Linked DNA regions of Homo sapiens: region 1 is linked to region 2. The links are chromatin loops, found by intact Hi-C in ENCODE. Cell type or tissue: heart left ventricle. All regions are shown on one strand. Region 1 overlaps DYNC1H1 (dynein cytoplasmic 1 heavy chain 1). Region 2 overlaps DYNC1H1 (dynein cytoplasmic 1 heavy chain 1).

What was found. Peaks named below come from ENCODE experiments on the same cell type or tissue, not always from the same donor. Only the 100,000 strongest peaks of a DNase experiment are listed, where the experiment ranks them.
Region 1: a loop joins it to region 2, with 2.7 times the contacts of the local background. A loop is called at or near these places in 20 of 110 quality-filtered maps.

The regions. Positions count from the first base shown.
Region 1 is chr14:101,969,028-101,977,027 of GRCh38, forward strand. DYNC1H1 (dynein cytoplasmic 1 heavy chain 1) reads left to right here. Exons shown (of 78, transcript NM_001376.5): 2 at 6,685-6,772. Among named protein-coding and RNA genes, the nearest start is that of DYNC1H1, 8.5 kb to the left of the region's middle. RefSeq lists an enhancer at 1,588-2,088. In heart left ventricle, no CTCF peak of the experiment used is centred here; a DNase peak (open chromatin) is centred at 3,544; H3K4me3 peaks cover 1,124 bases; H3K27ac peaks cover 2,562 bases.
Region 2 is chr14:102,039,242-102,047,241 of GRCh38, forward strand. DYNC1H1 (dynein cytoplasmic 1 heavy chain 1) reads left to right here. Exons shown (of 78, transcript NM_001376.5): 60 at 1-13; 61 at 171-305; 62 at 397-491; 63 at 995-1,169; 64 at 1,357-1,432; 65 at 2,333-2,493; 66 at 2,772-2,883; 67 at 2,987-3,047; 68 at 3,143-3,266; 69 at 3,394-3,507; 70 at 4,634-4,804; 71 at 5,033-5,250; 72 at 5,354-5,457. Among named protein-coding and RNA genes, the nearest start is that of HSP90AA1, 44 kb to the right of the region's middle. In heart left ventricle, CTCF peaks have their summits at 4,516 and 7,350 (motif pointing right); DNase peaks (open chromatin) are centred at 5,461 and 7,290; H3K27ac peaks cover 1,568 bases.

The DNA.
Region 1 (8,000 bases), 70 kb before region 2:
TTTTTTTTGAGACAGAGTCTCGCCCTGTCTCCCAGGCTGGAGTGCAGTGGCACGATCTCAGCTCACTGAAAGCTCCGCCTCCCGGGTTCACGCCATTCTCCTGCCTGAGCCTCCCAAGTAGCTGGGACTACAGGCGCCTGCCACCACACCTGGTTAATTTTTTTTTTTTTTTTTAGTAGAGACGGGGTTTCACCGTGTTAGCCAGGATGATCTCGATCTCCTGACCTCGTGATCCACCCGCCTTGGCCTCCCAAAGTGCTGCGATTACAGGCGTGAGCCACCGTGCCTGGCCAAGACCTTCTTTCTAAAGCAGCTTTATAGTGAAACATTTTATTTAGAAATCTGGACCTTCTTTCTTCAGTTTACTGTAATCCACATTCACTGAGTAGAATTTGTATTGATCCCTGTGACCTAGTTTCTTCTAGGGCACCCAGTTATTCTTTCTGTCCCTAGTAAAATCTGGATTGAACTGTGCCAGATGCAGGCCGTACAGTGTTGCTCCAGTACCTCCAGCTCCAGCAGACACAAAGAGGGAGATCAGACTCAGATGCTTCTTGGCCTGACGGAAGATCTGGCAGCGCGTGTTTGTACCAGGGGCCTCCAGTTCAAAAGGAGAAAACAAACCTAGCTACCAGGCTCTGCACTCAGTGGTATCCGCACTTCAGCGAGGCTGTTAACTGCCCCATGCTGTCACACTGTGGGACACACCATCTGCAGCAAGATAAATTTGAATGTGCAGTGTAGCATAGTAAACGAAATTTATGTACAGCAAAGGGAAAACAGTTATCACTTCTTTTTAAAAACTAAACATGGATGAAAATTGCGTGTCAGCATCGGAGCATGTCAGATTGGGAGCAGCAAGAGAGATTTAGCCCAGCCCTCATCTTTCATGAATGAGGAAACCAAAACCCTAGGATTTTAAGACCCAGTTGGGAAAAGGATGTTCTAAGGAGGGTTCTGAAACCTAAAAACTCATCTCTGCAGTGCCTTGGTATCTGTTATTTATTTTGAGTTAGTAGTAACTTGAAAAGTACCAAGTCTTAAGTTCCTTTAGTGTTAATAACTTAGTAGATTTTTAAAAATTCTTTCTCTTTTCTTTTCGGGAAATACCAAAATGAGCTCCAGTTTACGTTAAATATAAGTATTATATGGGGTTTCATGCTCTCTTCATATTCCTAATGATGTTACAATGGAAATCTTCAGGTGGAGGAGAATACTCCGACTTTCTCACCGTGTTCTGAGCCTTGTACCAGAGCAGGGAGTGGTTGTGGGAAAGAAGTCATGGCCCCTCAGGAGGATGAAAGGGTGGACATGCAGGTGACAAGAGAAAGCGCCAGAGACAAGAAAGGGGAAAACTAAAGCGGGAAAAAAAGGGAGGCCGTGTATAATAGTGATTGACCACCAGAATAATAATAATGTGGTATTAGTATGTTTGGTTTGTTGTTGTTTTTTTTTTTTTTTTTTTTTTTTTTTGAGATGGCGTCTTGCTCTGTCACCCAGGCTGGAGTGCAGTGGCACGATCTCCGCTCACTGCAACCCCCGCCTCCTGGGTTCAAGTGATTCTCCTGTCTCAGCCTCCTAAGTAGCTGGGATTACAGGCATGTGCCACCACGTCTAGCTAATTTTTGTATTTTTAGTAGAGATGGGGTTTCACCATGTTGGCCAGGCTGGTCTCAAACTCCTGACCTCAGGTGATCCGCCCGCCTCAGCCTCCCAAAGTGCTGGGACTGCAGGCGTGAGCCACTGTGCCCAGCCCATGTTTGGGATTTTAAAAGGGAAAGAAGACAAAAGATAAAGAGAACCCCAGGAACATTTAACACGTAATTTGGTAGTGTATGCGGGCCAAAGGAGATGAATGGCTTTGAGACCAGGAAGAGACTTGCTGTATGGCTGGGAGAAAGTTTGGAAGGAAGAGTACATGAGGGAATGAGCAAGGGTGCAGGAGTTGGGCAGCCTCACCTGGCACTTTACCAGTGTGCTTTGTCCCTTTTCCAACTGCCCGTTCACCAGACTTTGAGAGGGCATGCCCTGTCTACTCAGGAGAGGGCCGTATCATTCTTTTTTTTTTTTTTTTTTTTTTTTTTTTTTGAGGCAGGGTCTTGCTCTGTCGCCCAGGCTGGAGTGCAGCGCTGCAGTCTCAGCTCACTGCAGCCTCGGTCTCCTGGGCTCAAGAGATCCTCCCGCCACAGACATGCACCACCACGCTCTGCTAATTTTTGTATTTTTTGTAGAGATTGGGTTTCACCATCTTGCCCAGACTGGTCTCAAACTCCTGAGCTCGAGTGATCCACCCACCTTGGCCCCTCAAAGTACTGGGATTACAGGCATGAGCCACTGGGCCCAGTCGAGGGTGGTATAGTTTTTAAGGTAATTGAAATTGCATAGTTTTTGTATTCCATTAAACAAGCCATAATGCTGGCTGGGTGCAGTGGCTCACGCCTGTAATCCCAACACTTTGGGAGGCTGAGGCAGGCAGATCACTTGAGCTCAGGAGTTCAAGACCAGCCTGGGCAACATGGAGAAACCTTGTCTCTACAAAAATACAAAAGTTAGCCAGGCATGGTGATGCACAACTGTATCCCAGCTACTCAGGAGGCTGAGGTAGGAGAATCACTTGAGCCCAGAGAGGTCAAGGCTGCAATGAGCTGTGATTGCACCACTGCACTCCAGCCTGGGTGACAGAGTGAGATCCTGTCTCAAAAAAAATAAAACAGATGTAATGCTTACCTAATTCATAGTTTAATGATACAAATTACTAGTAGTTTGAAATACATTAAACTAGTCTTTGAATAAAAGTATACACACGTTAGTGCTAAATGCCATTTTGAACATCTCTAGAAATTCAATAAACTCTCAAAAGTTAACCAAGGAAGTGTTCACAAGTTGTTGTAATGTGTGTCAGTATAGCTTGCAGGGAAGGAACTCATGAAGCAGGCCCAGTACTTTGATTCTTTGAATGCATGGACATATAGTACAGTATTGGTCTGTTACATTTTAACAGTAACTTTGTATTAACTAGTAACTTTGCCAAGCATAAGGAAATGGATTCAAATTTTACTGAAAGTGGTATTACTTAATCAAACGTGCAGATTGTGTTTGTAGTAAGCTTATAAATATAACAGGGCTAATAGCCTCTTTGTTATTAAGAATTAATAATCAAGTGTCCTTCCTCCTCTGGACAACTATTTAAAAAAAAAAAAAAGAAAGAAAAGTAGAATGTCAGATTATTATTTGATGGCAGTTTTTGAAACAGTGTCCTAAATTGTGTGACTGTAAATGGGAGTCAGACATACTCAACTGTGTTTGATCCGTGTCTTTATAGGGAATATGCACAGAAAGACTAGTCCAAGATGTTTTCTGTGACTGGTTCGTAGTGACTTCCATAAGTTATTATCAAGAGAAGTTAGAATTTAGCAAAGCAGCAGGGAATATCTATTTGCATTATCGTTGTTTGAGGATTATGTCATTGGGTGTGCCTTCCTGAGCTGAAGCAGCATTCTACTGCATTGCAGTATTCCCAGGGCAGAGCTGGAGCGCTCACCACACAGCGGTGACTCATCTCTTGGAATGGCACCTAGTTCCCCTAACCCGGTTTGCATTAGGAAGTGTAGGCCACATGCTCATATGCTGTGTCCGGACTGCGCAATTTCTGTGTGATTTTATTTGTATCAATGATGACTCTTTATGGGGGGTAGAAATGATTCAGAGTTAACAAGCCATATTTTTAGTTGCGTCAGTGATTTCCTTTGATCATTATAGAATGTTAATTTTATTTTCTGTATATTGTTTCGGTGTTATTTTGATGGCATATTTTATATAAATGGTAGAACAATATGGAAAATTCAGAAAATTGAGGGAGAAAATCATCGCAGTACTTTGACAGCTGTTTCAGTTTGGAGATAGTTCTTTATTCTCTATGCTTACATTTTACAGGTTGTAATCGTGTGTGGCTGCTTTCAGGCAGTGTGATTTCTCTTGTGGTCTAGCTACATTTGAGTGGTTAGAAAAATTGGTTGCTTTCTTTAGTTTTTTTAATAGTCGTTTTAAAAAATAGCAAGTATCTGGCATACTAGAATGTTCTGCCGCCTACTCCTTCCTCTTCCTAAAATTATATCCAAATATACCCAAAACAATAATTTGGAAGAATTATTGTCTCTCGATAGATACACTAATTTTTTTTTTTTTTTTGAGATCAATCTCAGCTCACTGCAACCTCCACCTCCCAGGTTGAAGCAATTCTCTTACCCCAACCTCCCAAATAACTGAAATTACAGGTGCCAACCACCACACCCAGCTAATTTTTTTAATTTTTAGTAGGTATAGGGTTTCACCATGTTGGCCAGGCTGGTATTGAACTCCTGACTTGAAGTGATCTGCCCGCCTCGGCCTCCCAAAGTGCTGAGATTACAGGCATGAGCCACCGCGCCTGGCCAGATAGACTAATATTTTATACTCTTTAGTGTGAATTTTGTATTTGTCTCATCTTAAAACTAAGGAAGCAGGGGTTGGGCGCAATGACTCATGCCTGTAGTGCCAGGCCGAGGCATGAGGATCTCTTGAGCCCCAGGAGTTTGACACCAGCCTGAGCAACATAGAGAGACCCCATCTCTAAAAAATGTTTTAAAAATCCACTGAAGGTGGTGGCATGAGCGTGGGGTCCCAGCTCTTTGGGAGGCTGAGGCAGGAGGATCTCTTGAACCCAGAAGATCAAGACTACAGTGAGGTGTGATGAAGCCACTGCGTTCCAGCCTGGGCGGCAGAGCAAGACATTGTCTCTAAATAAATAAATTAATTAATTAAAATAAAATGCTTACAGAAGGAGCAAGATTTTTAAAACAATAGCTAAGGAAGCAAATAGCTTTTGCTCAGACCCTGTGTATCCAGGTTTCATAGTTTTTAGTGCTTAATGAAACCTTATAACCACCTAACTCAATATTCTACTGCCTGCTCCACCACCCATTTTACACCTTACAAATTTGAAGCCCAGAGAAAGAAAAATGACTTTCTCAAGGTCACATATCTTCTAAGCAATAGAACTTGAACTGTTGAAACTACTGCCCTTTCCTTTATTTATTTATTTATTTTTTTTGAGATGGAGTTTCACTCTTGTTGCCCAGGCTGGAGTGCAATGGCGTGATCTCAACTCACCACAACCTCCGCCTCCTGGGTTCAAGCGATTCGCCTGCCTCAGCTTCCCGAGTAGCTGGAATTACAGGCATGCGCCACCATGCCTGGCTAATTTTGTATTTTTAGCAGAGACGGGGTTTCTCCTTGTTTGTCAGGCTGGTCTCGAACTCTCTACCTCAGGTGATCCACCTGCCTTGGCCTCCCAAAGTGCTGGGATTGCAGGCATGCGCCATCACGCCCAGCCTTCCCTTTCTATTACATCATGACTTTTAAAAGGTGAACTATGTATAAAATAATCATGTTAAATTAATCCATAGATTGTAATTTTTGCCAACATATATTTCATACAGTACGTTATTGCAAAGATAATTTGACTAGAATGTTTAGGCATTGCATGGATTAGTACTAGATGTAGAGGTTTAGATTATTTTCTATTCTTATACTTTTTTTAGTTCTTCAATCTTGATTTTTAATTTAGAAATTTGGTTCACATGCTTCTTGAGGCTACCTTACTATTAATTTCCAGTAAGCTTTTTTAAACTTAAATTTTATTATTAAAAAATTGAGACATGGTTTCACCATGTTGCCCAGACTAGTCTCATACTCCTGAGCTGAAGTGGTCCACACCTCAGCCTCCCAAAGTGCTGGGATTACTGACGTAAGCCACCAGCCCGGCCTCCGTAAGCTTTTGAAAGTGACTACTGTGTGCATGTTGTATTGCGTGGAATCTAGCGTGGTCTCTGCCTTCCAAGAGCTCACAGCCGGGGAGGAAGATACATTCATAAGTCAAACCCAGAACAGACTCAGATAAGTGGTGTGGCGCAGCAGAGGGCAAGGCTAGACGAATGCTTCTCAGTGACCCTTGGGATGTTTCTTGATACTTTTCTTGATTGGGGTTTGTCTTGGGCCTGGCCTTGATGAAAACTGGCCATGCTACATTGTGGTGAGGAGCCTGGACTTCGGAATCACAAACTTCTGAATTCTCACATTGTTGCTTCCCACCCAAGTATCTGTGGGCAAGTTACTGATATTCTTTATGGAGAAAACAAGGATAATAATAGTCACACCAACCCCATAGGGTTAAATGTATGATAGCTGTAAAGTGCTTAGTAAAATGCCTATCACACAGGTGTTGCTGAGTGAACGGCTGAGCAGAATATTCTTGAGAGCAGGGGTGGAAAGTGACTTCTGTGTTTGAAGCACAATGAATGAGCTTCCTGGGATGGGATGCTGAGAACTTGGCCATAGCCAGCAGCGGCTAGCACTGCCCACCGCCAGGCCCTGTTCCAGTGCTTTCATGCACCAACTCAGTTATCCTTGCAGAAGCCCTGGCATGCTCACGCTACCCCACTTCACAGACAACCGCCTTGCCCAAAGTCACACAGCAAAGTCAGGAGTGAGGAAAAAAACGGATAGGAAGGGAAAAATAGTGCCAAGTCATGTAGGTGTCGATATGTCAGGCTGGGAGTAGGGAGAAAATAGTCATTGTCTAAGCAGTTGATAAATAAGAAATTGGAAATGTTGATATTAATTTGATATATTTATTATGATTTGTAGAGGACGTCGGTGATGAAGGAGAAGAAGAAAAAGAATTCATTTCCTATAACATCAACATAGACATTCATTATGGGGTTAAATCCAATAGGTGAGTAGTACAAATATTACCATTATCTCAGGTTATAAATTTGTGAGAATTAATATGAATCTTTTTTCTTTTCAAACTCAGAAATTCTTACTAAGAGAATTAATATAAATCTTTTTTTTTTTTTTGAGACGGAGTTTCGCTCTTGTTGCCCAGGCTGGAGTACAATGGCGCGATCTCGGCTCACTGCACCCTCTGCCTCCCGGGTTCAAGCAATTCTCCTGCCTCAGCCTTCCAGGTAGCTGGGATTGCAGACATGCACCGCCACGCCTGGCTAATTCTGTATTTTTAGTAGAGACAGGGTTTCTCCGTGTTGGTCAGGCTGGTCTCGAACTCCTGACCTCAGGAGATCCACCCGCCTCAGCCTCCCAAAGTGCTAGGATTACAGACGTGAGCCACCGTGCCCAGCCTAAAATTAATATCAATCTTAATTGACTCAGACAAACACATTAAGAAAACACTCAAGCCCGGCACGGTGGCTCACGCCTGTAATCCCAGCACTTTGGGAGGCTGAGGTGGGCAGATCACGTGAAGTTGGGAGTTTGAGACCACCCTGACCAACATGGAGAAACCCTGTCTCTACTAAAAATACAAAATTAGCCAGGCGTGGTGGTGCATGCCTGTAATCCCAGCTACTTGGGAGGCTGAGGCAGTTGAATAGCTTGAACCCGGGAGGCAGAGGTTGCAGTGAGCCGAGATTGTGCCATTGCACTCCAGCCTTGGCAACAAGAGCGAAACTCTGTCTCAAAAAAGAAAAAAAAAAAAGGAAAAGAAAACGCTCAAAAGATTTCTGGTCTTTAAATTCAGTGTCTTTGATTTCATGTCTTCAAATTAGGAAGTTTTCCAATTCAATATAAATTCTAAAATACTGTCCTTTTAGTTGCCATATCATGGCATCTATCTTCTGTTTGAGCTGTAATATATGTAACATGTCTGATGCTACTCTCAGGTTACAGTCAGCCCTCGATATCTGTGGTTCCACATCTGCAGATTCAACCAACCACAGATAGAAAATATTTGCGGGAAAAAAGCAATACATACAATACAAAAATAACAAAGAAAGCAAGTAAAAAACAGCCAGTATAACAACTATTTATGTATTGTTTATGTTGTGTTAGGGATTATAAGTAATCTGGAGATTATTTAAAGTATGCTGGAGGATGTGCATAGGTTATATGCAAATACTGTGCCATTTTATATAAGCAAGTTAACGTTTGCGGATTTTGGTGTT
Region 2 (8,000 bases):
GTCCCTCAAGCAGGTGGGTGCCTTGGCCATGCAGAGACTGGCGGGCCCCGCACAGTAGCTCCTTGGCCGCACAGAGGCTGGCGGGCCCTGCACAGTAGCTCCTTGGCCACGCAGAAGTTCAGCGGGGTGCCGAGGGAGCTGCCTCACCGCTGCCCACTGCTTCCTTTCAGATACACTTCTTGTACCAGTACTCCCTCCAGTTTTTCCTGGACATTTATCACAACGTCCTATACGAGAACCCGAACCTGAAGGGTGTCACCGACCACACACAGCGCCTGTCCATTATAACAAAGGACCTCTTCCAGGTAGAGTGAGGTCCTCAGCCGCTCCCTGGCGGGGGGGAAGCAGGGTGCTGCTTCTCTTATGGAACAACATCGTCTCCTGCTCTTGTCCCAGGTGGCGTTTAACCGAGTGGCTCGAGGCATGCTGCATCAGGACCACATTACCTTTGCCATGCTGCTGGCAAGAATCAAACTGAAGGGCACCGTGGGGTAAGAGCACTCACGCCCACAGGAGGATGCCATATTGCTGGTGGCCCCCAAGGGTTTCATGATCAGATACATGCTTTTATTATTTCTTTTATTTTCTCTTTTATTTTCTTTATTTTATTTTTTGAGACGGAGTCTCCCTTTGTTGCCTAGGCTGGAGTGCCGTGGTGTAATCTCACCTCACTGCAACCTCCACCTCCCAGGTTCAAGCAATTCTCCTGCTTCAGTCTCCGAAGTAGCTAGGACTATAGGCGCAGGCCACCACATCTGGCTAATTTTTTTTGTATTTTTAGTAGAGACGGGTTTTCTTCATGTTGGCAGCCCAGCCTGGTCTCAAACTCCTGACCTCAAGTGATCCGCCCACCTCGGCCTCCCAGAGTGCTGAGATTATAGGCCTGAGCCACTGTGCCCGGCCTGTTTTCTCTTTTCTTAAATCACAGCTGTTATCTTAGTGACAGTGGGAGTGAACGTGAGAGACCCTAGCTAACCTGTTGCACCCTTCGCAGGGAGCCCACCTACGATGCAGAATTCCAGCACTTCTTGAGAGGAAATGAGATTGTCCTGAGTGCTGGCTCCACCCCCAGGATCCAGGGCCTGACTGTGGAGCAGGCGGAGGCGGTGGTGAGGCTGAGCTGCCTTCCCGCGTTTAAGGACTTGATTGCAAAGGTTCAGGCAGACGAGGTGATTGTTCTCTTGAATGTTCCCAGTAGGTAAATGTTGGCCTTTTCCCAGGAAATGTAAGGAATTGCATGTGGTATAAAACCCAGAATGTTGTGTCTGCGCTCTCGCGTCAGACTCTCGCTCAGTCGTGGGTTCTGCCCCAGAGGCCAGCCCTGCTCCATGGGTGCTTCCACTATTGTCTCCACAGCAATTTGGCATCTGGCTGGACAGCAGCTCCCCGGAGCAGACTGTGCCCTACCTCTGGAGTGAAGAAACACCTGCAAGTAAGCCCCACTGTGGTTTTCTTTCTGGACCTGAATGTAAAGTTGGGTTTTGCTGCTTAAAGGGATGCTTTCAAAAAACACAAAGTTACTAGCCTGGGCAACATAGTAAGGCCCCATCTCTACAAAAAATAAAACCTTAGCCAGGCGTGGCGGTGCACACCTGTAGTCCCATCTACTCGGGAGGCTAAAGCAGGAAGGTCACTTGAGCCTGGGAGGTCGAGGTTGTGTGAGCTGTGATTGCACCACTGCACTCCAGCCTGGGCAGCAGACAGAGGCCTGTCTGTGAATGAATGGTCACTGATTCCCAAGATAAGTATTTCAATGTTAAAACTTTTTAAGGAAACCACTTAGGGAGATCGCTTCTAGGTAGGTGTTGGCTTAGAAGTAAATCAGAAATTTCCAATTCCTATTCATCTCATGCTTAAAGACCACAAGAGAACTAGATGGGGAACTCCTGCCTAATGCTAAGGAGTTAACTGGCTGTATTCATGCTGCAGACAGGAATGGAATGCCATCAGCCGTTTTTGAGTGTGTTAGGCCAGACCCTGGGCTAGCCAGGCTGAGAGGAAGTGTCAGACTGTGGAGGGCAGAGCGTGGAGCCCCCTTCCTGAGTACCTTCAGGTGTTCTCAGGAAGTGAGCAGGTATTAGTTTAGTAATCTAAAAATCAGCAAATGGCACCTTTGTCCTATGGATACATCCAGGTAGTAAGGTGTTCTCACAGGCGTGTCCAGAGGGCTCACGGAAGGCACAGCAGATGTGGCTGAATTTCCTGATTTGAGCTGATCCTGAAATGCTGAGCATTTGCTGAGTGGGTACTTTGGGAAGAACAGTCCAGGCAGGGGAGGGCGTCTCTGAGTCCATGCTTCCACCCAGCACCCACCCCTCTGTACCTGTTTCAGCACCCATTGGCCAGGCCATCCACCGCCTGCTCCTGATCCAGGCTTTCCGGCCCGATCGCCTGTTGGCCATGGCCCACATGTTTGTTTCAACAAACCTTGGGGAGTCTTTCATGTCCATCATGGAGCAGCCGCTCGACCTGACCCACATTGTGGGCACAGAGGTAATGTCCTGGTACAGCCCGGGCTTCCCACGAGACTCCATGCCCACCTCCCCAGCCACAGGTGGCAGCAGCCCTGGCATCTGCTCTCACTCCGGGCTACAGTCTCCTCCTAAGACCAGGAACTCGCTGCAGATTCTCAACTCCTGGCTGCATGGTGCCCACACCTCTGGGCCCAGAAAGAACATCTTCTCAGGCCCCTCACTCGGGGCTCTCCTTTCCCTTGACAGGTACACACTATTTGCTGGCACTGTAATAACTTCTGCCTTCTTTGTTTGCAGGTGAAGCCCAACACTCCTGTCTTAATGTGCTCTGTGCCTGGTTATGATGCCAGTGGACATGTCGAGGACCTTGCAGCCGAGCAGAACACGCAGATCACTTCAATTGCAATCGGTAAGGATGCTTGAGGGGCTTCATGGGCTGGAGCCCTGCAGGATTTGTGGTGGGCATTGATGTCCGAGGCTGCCGCTGCTAACACTAAGTTTCCCTGCACCAGGCTCTGCAGAAGGCTTTAACCAAGCAGATAAGGCAATAAACACCGCTGTAAAGTCGGGCAGGTAGGCCTGTTCTCTTTGGCTGAAGAAAGCCTTAGTCCCCAGGCATTCAGGCAGGCAGCCTGGCATGCTGTGTGACTCTCACTTTGTGTGTGCAGGTGGGTGATGCTGAAGAATGTGCATCTGGCCCCAGGGTGGCTGATGCAGCTGGAGAAGAAGTTGCATTCCCTGCAGCCGCATGCCTGCTTCCGACTCTTCCTCACCATGGAGATCAACCCCAAGGTGGGTGGTTGAAGGAGTGGAGACGTTGCAGGCTGGCCTGGCACTGTGCTGTCGGCACGTGTGTGGTGGAATTGAACAGGCGCCCTCATCCACACCCGAGCATAACTGGAACGGCGCTCTCCCTTAGGTGCCTGTGAATCTGCTCCGTGCGGGCCGCATCTTTGTGTTCGAGCCACCGCCAGGGGTGAAGGCCAACATGCTGAGGACGTTCAGCAGCATTCCCGTCTCACGGATATGCAAGGTAAGTACCTTGTCCTCCTGGTATGCTTTCCCCATAGAAGCTAAAGCCCAGTCCCATCACCAAATGCAGAAGTGGGTCCCTGGGCCCCCGGAAGTGCCGTGTGGTGAACTGCACAGCTGCTTTTGCTTTTCAGCTGTAGGTAAAATTTCCTTCCATGGCCGGGCACCGTGGCTCACACTGGTAATCCTAGCACTTTGGAAGGTCGAGGTGGGAGGATCACTTGAGCCCAGGAGTTCAAGACTGTCTGGGCAGGCCAGGAGTGGTGGCTCACGCCTGTAATCCCTGCACTTTGGGAGGCTGAGGTGGGCAGATCACTTGAGGTCAGGAGTTCAAGACCAGCATGGCCAACATGGTGAAACTCCGTCTCTACTAAAAATATAAAAAATTAGCCAGGCGTGGTGGCGTGCGCCTATAATCCCAGCTACTGGGGAGGCTGAGGCAGGAGAATCGCTTGAACCCAGGAGGCAGAGGTTGGCAGTGAGCTGAGATCACATCACTGCACTCCAGCCTGGGCGAAAGAGCAAGACCCCGTCTCAAAAAAAAAAAAAAAAAGACCTGTCTGGACAACATAGTGAGATCCTGTCTCTATATAAAATTTCCTTCCTTTGAGCAGGTTGAAAAGTAAAAGCCATGTTTGATTATGGGGTGTGATGAGGTCCCAGAGGAGCAGAGATGCCCACGGAGAAGCTGGGACTCAGAGTTGTGTCCCCAGGTGGCAGGCAATCTCCTCTCCCCCAGCACAGGCCCCCAAGACCAAACAGAGCCCTCCCAGGCGCCAAGTGAAGACCGAAACTCTTGGGCGAGAGGAGGGGGATTGTGGCAGGGGTTTCGTTCTGTCAATTCTGTTCTATTTTGTGCCACATTCACGTTTTCTGACATTCTTAGAAACTCTGTCTTCTCTAGATTTCTTACTGGCTGAATAAATTCTGATGGTCTCATTGGATGACACGTCTATTAATAGAAAAGTTGGCATACTTTTCTCCTAGCAGCAGTACTCATGTGAATCTGCTGCCATCGTCAGGATGTGGAGAGCTCTTTGTAAAGCTTTGACTGACCTGGCATCTGCACTGTTCTTGGCGAAGTGCTGTTTTCTAATGACTCTGTGCTTGGTCACTTTCCTCACCAGTCTCCCAACGAGCGTGCCCGCTTGTACTTCCTGCTGGCCTGGTTTCATGCGATCATCCAAGAACGCTTACGATACGCACCACTGGGGTGGTCAAAGAAGTATGAATTTGGAGAGTCTGACCTGCGGTCAGCTTGCGATACGGTGGACACGTGGCTGGATGACACGGCCAAGGCAAGTGTGGGCCATGCCAGGACAGACAGTGGACGTGTATCTGGGAAGGATGCTGCAGGGCGTGGTGCTGAGAGGCCAGACTCTGCGTGGAAGAGCGAGCTGACCCCTCGTGACCGCCAAAGCCTAGCTGGCCATGGGGAGTGAGGAGGAAAGCTGTGCCCCTCGAAAGGAAGCCCCGGGCCTGCCCGCCTCTGACCACACACACGAACCCTGCTTTTCCTCCCCCAGGGCAGGCAGAACATCTCACCGGATAAGATCCCGTGGTCTGCACTAAAGACCTTAATGGCCCAGTCCATTTATGGCGGGCGCGTGGACAACGAGTTTGACCAGCGTCTGCTCAACACCTTCCTGGAGCGCCTGTTCACAACCAGGAGTTTCGACAGTGAGTTTAAGCTGGCATGCAAGGTCGACGGACATAAAGACATTCAAATGCCAGATGGCATCAGGTATGCTGCTGCCTGCTGGAATGGAGACAGTTGTGATGTCAGGGCGTCTGGTGTCACTCAGAGGTGACCCCTGACATCATTTCCAAATGCACTGGTTTTCTAGGCGAGAGGAGTTTGTGCAGTGGGTGGAGTTGCTCCCCGACACCCAGACGCCCTCCTGGCTGGGCCTGCCCAACAACGCCGAGAGAGTCCTCCTTACCACACAGGGTAGGCAACAAGGATCCTCCCCACACGCAGGGTGGGTGGCGAGGGTCCCCTCACGCGGGGTGGGTGGCGAGGGTCCCCACACGCAGGGTGAGTGTGCACTGCTGTCCCAGGGCCCTCCCTGGTTATGCTGGGTGTGGCTCTGTCAGCCTCGGCCTTCCTGCCAGTCTCCAGCTGCTCCTAGCTCCACTCCGAGGGGAGGCAGAGGAAAGAACTGGCTCTTCTCTGCAGCATCAACTCAGTTCTAGAGAAAAGGCTTGATATTTATGTAAATGAGCCTAGAAATAACATTTAGATGTTCATCTCATATTGAAAAGCAGTTACTGGCTGGGCACACTGGCTCACACCTATAATCCCAGCACTTTGGGAGGCCAAGGCGGGCAGATCACTCGAGGTTAGGATTTCCAGACCAGCCTGGTCAACATGGCAAAACCTCGTCTCTACTAAAAATACAAAAATTAGGTGAGCATGGTGGCAGGCACCTGTAATCCCAGCTACTCAGGAGGCTGAGGCAGGAGAATTATTTGAACCCGGGAGATGGAGGTTGCAGTGAGCCGAGATCACATCACTCTACTCTAGCCTGGGCAACAGAGTGAGACTCTGTCTCAAAAAAAAAAAAAAAAGCCGGGCGCAGTGGCTCACGCCTATAATCCCACTATAATCCCAGCACTTTGGGAGGCTGAGGTGGATGGATCACCTGAGGTCAGGAGTTCGAGACCAGCCTGGCCAACATGGTGAAATCCCATCTCTACAAAAAATACAAAAACTAGCCAGGTGTGGTGGTGGGTGCCTGTAATCCCAGCTACTCTGGAGGCTGAGGCAGGAGAATCTCTTGAACCCGGGAGGCAGAGGTTTCAGTGAGCTGAGAACGCGCCATTGCACTCCAGCTTGGGCAACAGAACAAGATTCTGTCTCAAAAAAGAAAAAAGAAAATCAGTTTCTTTTTTTTTTCTTCAAGAGTTGAAAAGTACCTGATATTAAGTGATTTTTTAAAACCATTCATCTTCCCTAGAATTTTTTAGCAGTCTTTGTTTCCTTTTCACTTACTTACAAGATGTTTTTTAAGACTTCAAGTGCTGTGAGCCAGAAGGGAGCTAAGAAATTCTCTAAGCCAGTGGCTCTCATAGTGTGGCTCCCAAACCAGCAGCAGCAGCAGCCTCCCCAGAACTTCTTAGAAATGCAGGTTCCCAGCCGGGCACGGTGGCTCAAGCCTGTAATCCCAGCACTTTGGGAGGCCGAGGTGGGCGGATCACAAGGTCAGGAGATGGAGACCATCCTGGCTAACACGGTGAAACCCCGTCTCTACTAAAAATACAAAAAAAATTAGCCGGGTGTGGTGGCGGGCACCTGTAGTCCCAGCTACTCAAGAGGCTGAGGCAGGAGAATGGCGTGAACCCGGGAGGGGGAGCTTGCAGTGAGCCGAGATGGCACCACTGCACTCCAGCCTGGGCGACAGAGCAAGACTTTGTCTCAAAAAAAAAAAAAAAGAAATGCGGGTTCCCAGGCCCTGCCCAGGCGCACTCTATCAGGACAGGGGATGGGCCCAGCAACTGGCCTTCACAAAGCCTCCAAGCACTACACGTGGGGTTGACAGCAGCTGATCAAATCTCAACTTTTTCTTATGGGAAAAAGTCACGAAAAGCTAAGAAGACAAGAAAAGCTAAGAAGACAAGGGCATTGCTGAAACTCACAGCTGGTTAACAGGACAGAATCAGGAGGGATAAGCCAGGCGAGCTGGGCGGGTCTGGAGGGAAAGCCAAAGCCAGGCGAGCTGGGCGGGTCTGGAGGGAAAGCCAGGCGAGCTGGGCGGGTCTGGAGGGAGAGCCAGGCGAGCTGGGCGGGTCTGGAGCACACTGCAGGCACCACAAGGCTCGGGGTAATCCCAGCCACATGGTGGCAGTCACAGGCCAAGGGACACTGTGGTGACCAGTTTTCTGAGTTAAGAGGGCAGGTGGCACCCCCTCCTGGAGCGCCTCTCGAGCACGCACTCATTCATGGTCGGGCTGAAAGCCGGCCGGGGCTTGGCCCAGGTCTCACAGTGAACCCAAACCCAGGGTCCTGAAGAGCCTTCCTTGAGTCTTTGGACTCGGGCTGCTGGTTCCGTTTTTTTTTTTTTGCTTTGAGACTGAGTCTTGCTCTGTCACTCAGACTGGAGTGCAGTGGTGCAATCAGAGCTCACTGCAGCCTCAGCTTTCTGGGCTCAAGCGATCCCCCCACCTCAGCCTTCCAAGTAGCTGGGACCACAGGTGCCACCACCACACCTGCCTTTCTAATTTTTTGTAGAGATGAGGGTCTCACTATGTTGCCCAGGCTAGTCTTGAACCCCTGAGCTCTAGAGATGCTCCCGCTTCCGCCTCCCACAGTGCTGGGACTGTGGGCGTGAGCCACTGTGGCTGTCTTGCTGGTGCTGGGACTGTGGGCGTGAGCCACTGTGGCTGTCTTGCTGGGTCAGTTTTAACAGTCATGTTCTCGACCTGGTAACAATTCTTATTCTGTATCTGTCTCCTTAGCTTTCTGGTCAGGCCATTGTCTGTGCTTTAAAAACA